Linked DNA regions of Homo sapiens: region 2 is linked to region 1. The links are chromatin contacts, found by Hi-C in ENCODE. All regions are on one chromosome and are shown on one strand. Each heading gives the region's core, a stretch centred on a gene start or an enhancer-like site at or near the end of the contact. The rest is flanking DNA. Distances are from core to core; before and after follow the strand shown. Region 1 holds the start of CCDC190 (coiled-coil domain containing 190). Region 2 has its middle 48 kb from the start of CCDC190.

Evidence for each region. A loop is a pair of places that touch in the nucleus more often than their neighbours do. Pooled maps may share reads with other maps.
Region 2: a loop to region 1 is called in a map of PC-9, with 2.8 times the contacts of the local background. The contact joins the enhancer-like site here to the promoter of CCDC190 in region 1. A Hi-C loop is called at or near these places in 6 of 168 maps with a recorded cell type or tissue (K562, PC-3, PC-9 and 3 more) and 2 of 50 pooled maps.

Annotation. Positions count from the first base shown.
Region 1 is chr1:162,859,640-162,862,946 of GRCh38, forward strand. CCDC190 (coiled-coil domain containing 190) reads right to left here and starts at 1,536. Exons shown (of 4, transcript NM_001394065.1): 1 at 1,369-1,536; 2 at 1-19. The coding sequence starts at 7.
Region 2 is chr1:162,907,359-162,910,731 of GRCh38, forward strand. No RefSeq gene overlaps it. Among named protein-coding and RNA genes, the nearest start is that of CCDC190, 48 kb to the left of the region's middle. Within about 2 kb of position 1,578, at least 4 of the 41 ENCODE cell types and tissues checked have a DNase peak (open chromatin) inside an H3K27ac peak, as active enhancers do; they include PC-3, PC-9 and mammary epithelial cell, where a contact is called at or near this core.

The sequences.
Region 1 (3,307 bases), core at 286-2,785:
TCTCCATCTTCTTTATGGTCTAGAGACAATAAGGTATCACAAATAACCTGATAAATGGAAGACTGGGATACTGACCCCGGCTTTTAATCAGAGATCAGTGGTAGAACCTGTGTATTTCTGAAACCACAGGTGCCTAGTCAGATGAAATCACACTATTGTTAAATGAGTTTCCAGAGTAACACAGAAGGATTGAGGGTAGTCATTCCTCTGAGCCTCAGCCTCCCTGTCAATAAAATAGTGATACAATACAATAGGCTCCCCCAACACAGATCCCAGTCAGATTTCCAAGAAGATCAAGTGAGAAGTGTAAGAACAACTCTTTGGAAAAAAAAAAAAAAGGCAGTCTACATATATAAGGCATTATTTACCCAATAAGAAAAGCCTCTTTTACTGTTTCTTAAAGGCTCCCAAAGAGACTGCTCAGAGGTCTGGAGAGGATTTAGGAACTTAGGACACGGCCATTCCTTCCCACACCCTGCCAGTTCATTAATTCACATATGCGTAGGTTCATTCAGCCTGTAATCCTACTGTATGCCAGGTGCTATGCTAAAAGCTAAGAGTAATGGTGAATGAGGCCCAGTTCCTACTCTCAAGGGGCTTTCTCGAAAAGTGGAAGATTGGGGTATCCTGATTATAAAGTAGAACAGCATCCACGATGAGTAGTCTGGGCAACACTGGGGAAGCTGCTTAGACTGGGCGAAAGCTCCTCTTCTCATCCTCACCCATCTTCTCAGACTTTAGATGCTCTCCTCCCTCCATGTACCCTGATGTCTAAGCCCACACCTACTTCTTTCTCCTCTAAATAGCGCTAAGTAGGGACACATTTTTCTCTCCTTTGAGTCTCTATAATACTTTTCTCAGAGCTAAGAGCACAACATGTGCTCAGGATATAAACAGATTGCTGTCAATAAAAGGTTTGGTGATTTTTTTTTTTTTGAGACAGAGTCTCACTCTGTTGCCCAGGCTGGAGTGCAGTGGCGCGATCTCAGCTCACTGCAACCTCTACCTCCTGGGTTCAACCGATTCTCCTGCCTCAACCTCCCTTGTAGCTTGGACTACAGGCCTGCACCACCACGCCTGGCTAACTTTTTATATTTTTAGTTGAGGTGGGGTTTCACCATATTGGCCAGGCTAGTCTCAAACTCCTGACCTTGTGATCTGCCCGCCTCAGCCTCCCAAAGTGCTGGGATTACAGGCATGAGCCACCACACTCGGCCGAGGTTTGGTGATTATAATACAGAAAAAAAGCTTAACATTAAAAAGGAAGATAAGGTCAGGACATGGGAAAGAAATACATTTTAAGGCACTTGTTTTAGAGTCTAAAGTATAACTAAACTTTTATTAAAGAACAGGGCCAGTAGAACTTACCTCCAAATCCAGAGTTTTCACCATGAGACTATGTCTTGTTTCTTTTGCTATGTCAGACTGAGTCTTGATTAATGAGCTTATTTTTCTTCAGTAAACTTAGGAGTTTGGTGTTTGGAGAAAGGATAGAGGGAGACCATTGGAGAGGGCTGCGAGGAGAATGTTAAATACACTTGAAAGCTCTCTTCGTCCCTCCCTACCTCCCCTGGTCAGGAATGCTAGCTCCTTGGGCCATGGCACCAATCCCTGCTGGAGAGGCCAGAGCTCTAAATAGCTCTGTGGGTAAAAGAAGCCTGCCAGCTTCTAGCCTGTCCCTAGAGGGGCCCACAGTGCTCCTTCTCGGCTGTGTCCATGGGAGCCAGGAATGAAAGCAAGGAGTGTGTAACTGTGTTCTCAATCTCTCTCTCTCCTACCCTTTCCTCGTTTCTCTCCATTTTTTTTTTTTCTCTCTTTGTCATACCTCCCTTCCCTAACCTTCATTCCTACTTCTTGAAAACCAGGTCAGCCTCAAAAGAAAGCACCGTTTTTTCTGTCATGACTGTTCACACTTCGTGCAGGAGAGAAGTTAATTTGTTTATTATGTGTTATTGCACACCGTACTGACCTTCCCCAGGCCTTTCCACATGCTCAGAGCACTTCGGTGCTTATCAAGATTTTCAAAGTGGTGAAAACAGCACTAAGCAAAGTAAAATTAAAATCAACTTTTGTGCCCATATTTTGAACAGCTACCGTAGAAGGTTGAGCAGAGCTATTGTTTATATAACAAGATACTGAGTGGGATTTTTACTGTTGCCTTGGAGCTTCGTCTGAAAATAAGACGCACTGATATGCCACAGTCTAAATAGAGCTGCCAACACTGGGGCCTGATAATCCCCCCAGAGTTTACTGAGAGGCAGGCAGCTAAACAGGCCCTACTAACCACAATCACTGCCCAGCAAATAAATAATTATAAAGAGATTACGAGGGGTGGCAGGGAGGAAGAGGAGCATGCTATTTTCTCAGTGGGAGGTAGTTCCTTTCCCATCCTTTCTCATGAGGTAATTCCCTCACCTCCAGAATTTAAATGAATGAGGTGGGATTCCAAGAAAATTATCTGGGAGAATGAGATGCCACACAAGGAGAGACCAGGATCGGGATTGTACCCCCAGCTAGAGGCTTGCTGACTGCAGAACAATAGAGCAGCCCCCATTCCATCCCTTTGTTGCCACTATAGCTGATGATAGTGAGGGATTTCTTAGAAAAGCTTGGTTCCTGCATGGCATTTTGAGAGGGAACTGAAGAGGAAAAGCTTGCAGAAATAATCTATGGCTAAAGGGCAAGAAGGAGCCTTAGTGTGGAGTGCCTAGGAAAAGAATGGTGGCCAAAGCCATCCTAGTTACTCTCAGCCCTCTGAGAATGCCAGAGAGGACCTGGCTCCATGGGAGGGAGCAGAGGGGTTATATGAGGTGGCGGAAACCATGGCATAGTCATCACATTGCTCTTCTTGGAAGACAGTGCTTCATCTGGAGGGGAAATAGAATCACAGGCAGGGCCAGAAGGAGGCAGAGACAGAAGGGATGTGAGTGCAGATGAACTCCCTCATAAAACCACACATCTCGAAAGCAGAGGACACGAGAACACAAAGAATAGACAGGAATATCTATCTATGGGAACATAGGAACACAAGAATAGATAGGAAAATACCAGTCATGCCTTAGCATCACAAATGTGGCAGTTATATAGGAAGATCTCTGCCTCCTCTATTCTCTCCTAGCCCATGACCTTAAAATGGTTAGTGTTGAAAAGACAAGGGAGAGGAGGTATATAAAAAGATCATGCCTTTTCCACTCCAAGGGTTGGAGAAGGAAGAATGATAGAGCAGATAATCCTCCTTTCCCATCTCCAAACTTCCTGGAGTCCAGTGAGGAGTTTAAATTATATGTGAAACTGGAGCTTCAAAGTG
Region 2 (3,373 bases), core at 328-2,827, 48 kb after region 1:
CAAAGGGTTTTTTTCTATCACTGGCCTTAAAAGTGGGTACCCTTCTGAAGGTAGGAGTCAATGAGGCCTAATGGAAAAGGAATTAATTTTAGAAAGGTCTCTTATTAATTATGTGGCTTGGAACAAGTTACTGAATCCTTCTGAACCCATTTTCCTCCTCTGTAAAAGGTGGACCCAAAAAATCTCTTGTAGAGTTGAAATGTATTTACATGCCTGGCACCAAAAAAGCACCCAATAAATAATAGCTTTCATTAAATATTTTATTTTGTACTATCAGATACCTTCTTTATTTAATAGACTAAAAGGCTGACAAATGAGATCCCTAGATGATATGCCATCCAACAAATATTAATAGAGTACCTACCATGTCTCCAACACTGTTCCAGGCACTTAGGACATATCAGTGAACAAAATAGACCAGGAGGATGTGCTGTCCCAGACAATCAACACAAGGCTCTGATGTGAGTACCTCGTAACACAATCTTCAGGCAAAACTAGCATTTTCAATATGAATCTCACATCAGAAGAGAAACAATGCTAGAGGTGCAGCAAGAACAGAGATCCTTTTGGCCTGTGTGTGGTACCTGTAAGGAAATACTGCACAAGCGCTGGCACTGCCCTACCCCATGAGTTCTACAAGGGGAGTGCAATGTTGTATGGGGTACTGTAGCCATATTTACAAGTGGCGATTCTCCTTGGAATATCATTGTTATTTTAAGGTAAGTAATTTAAAATACTATTTTAACATGAAGACCAACACAGAAATATTTTAAAGCTAAATGCAAAATTCACATACAGTTTTATAACATAACATCGACTCCAAAGAAATTTCTAGGTTGTGGTGAGCATAACAGGTCACATGACAGGAATATTAGGTATTGTGCTTTATTTTTATAAGGATACCTTAGTGAGAAATTCTGGGAAGAAGCACATTATTTATTTTTTGTTGTTTCTCTAATATATAGAAACTCTTTTGAACTCTGATATTGTAATTCAGGTTGTTTCTTAACCCCTCTGTCAGCAGAGCTTTGTGGACACCAGATTTAGAAAGAGGGTGTTTTATGGCTTGTTTACTTCAATCTGATGTCATGGGTCCGTGATTAGACTTCGTAGGTGCTCCAGTCTCTGCCTGCATTATAAATCAATAGGCTAGGACTTTTTAAAATTCAATTCTATGTCACCTATATTCCTTGCTTCTCTTTTGCACAAAGTGAAATTGCCTAAAAGCTTCTAGAAGAATTAGGAAGCATGACCATGTTCAATTAAAATGAGTTTATCAGAGAGAAAGAACGTGGATTTTTCAAATCCCCCAGTGCTTGGCAATGCCCACAACTGCAACTGCTGTGGAGAGACTCCCAGCTCCCAGGGAGCCAGTGACCAGAGGACCTAGGTTTTAGGGCAACTTGTTAGAAGCAAGAGGCTCTTCTTTATTCTCTAATCAATTTCGTGGAGAAATATTCTTCTGTGCTTGCACTGAGAGCTTGAAACCTTGGCCAGTAAACGCTGAATTCAAATCCACAGACTGTTTTTTAAAACATTTTTTCACTTAGTGATTGAGTCAGCCTTGTAGATGGCCTGAGTCCCTCTCAACCTGACCAAATGTGAAATAATAATGACTCACATTTGTATAATGGTTTATGAATGGCAAAGGTCTTGCTCACATGTTATTCTATTTTGTTCCCACAGCAACCATATGTGGCAGAGATTGATACATAGCCCCCAGTATCTGTCCCCTTATTCTTCCACTATAACATGAGCTGCATTTTTTATATGACTTTTCAGAATAAAGACACCTCCAGGCCATACATGACCATGGTGTTGCCATGTGTCTAAATTCTTGCCAATGTAATGTAAGAAAAAATGATATGTGCAGTTTTTGTAATTCCCTTGTGATTTCTTCTTTAGCCTTTTGGTTAGGAGTGTGTTGTTTAATTTTCTCATGTCGTGGATTTCCAAAATTTCCTTCTGTTTATAATTTCATTCTATTGTGGCCTGAGAATATACTTTGTATGATTTCAGGGTTTTAAAAAAATGTATTGAGACTTATTTTATGGTCTAACATATGGTTTCTCCTGGATAATGCTCTGCTGCACTTGAGGAGATTGTATGTTCTGCCGTTGTTGGGTGGAGTGCTCAGTAGATGTCTATTAGGTCTTGTTGGTTTATGTAAGTGTTCAAGTATTCTATTTCCTTGTTGGTTTTCTTTCTGCTTGTTCTATCCGTTATTGAAAGTGGGGTATTCAGGCCCGGCGTGGTGGCTCACGCCTGTAATCCCTGCACTTTAGGAGGCTGAGGTGGGCGGATCACGAGGTCAGGAGATCAAGACCATCCTGGCTAACACGGTGAAACCCCGTCTCTACTAAAAATACAAAAAATTAGCCGGGCGTGGTAGTGGGCGCCTGTAGTCCCAGCTACTTGGGAGGCTGAGGCAGGAGAATGGTGTGAACCTGGGAGGTGGAGCTTGCAGTGAGCTGAGAACGTGCCACTGCACTCCAGCCTGGGTGCCAGAGTGACACTCCATCTCAAAAAAAAAAAAAAAAAAAGAAAGTGGGGTATTCAAATATCTATTATCATTGAATTGTGCCTATTTTGCTCTTTAATTCTATAGTTTTTGCTACAGTAGCTAAGTTTATTGGTGTTTATGATTGTTATCTCCACTTGATGAGTTGATTTTTATTATTATAAAGGGTCCCTGTGGCATAATAAGAAAGATGTTTAGCCTTTGTCCCCAGTTTCTGGCACAGAGCTTCTAAGACTCTTGGAATTCTTTAAGCGATATGGATTTTGAACTGTCTTTTGTTCTAATGAGGTGACTCTTCTTGGAAGGCCACTAGATAGCTTCAGGAAGGGAGCTGGTCTCCAGAAAAGCCAAGTTTTAGAAGTTTCAGCCCCATACTCCAAACTCCAGGGAGAAAAGAAGGACTAGAGACTGAGTTAATCATCAATAGCAATTTAATCACAGACTATGATTTAATCAGTCGTGCCTATGTAATGAAACCTCCATAAGCTATTCTAAATGATGAGGTTCAGAGAGTTTCCAGATTAGTGAACACATCAAGAAGCTGAGAAATTTGCATGCCCAGTGTGGCATGGAAGCTCTGTGCCTCCCCTCTCCATACCCTGTCCTGTGTTTCTCTTTCATGCCTCAAAAAGTTGTATTCTTTGTTCCGATGTGTCTCCTTTGTAATAATTGGTGAATAGCAAGTAAAAACACTTTACTGAGTTCTGTGAGTTGTTCTGGCAAATTATCAAAACTGAGCTGAATGTGAGGCCATGGGGGAGGTTATGAGGAACCCCAGATTTGTAGCCATGTCAGAAAGAAGTCTGGGTAATCTGAGGATCTATGGCTAGTGTCTAAAGTGAGGGCAGTTTT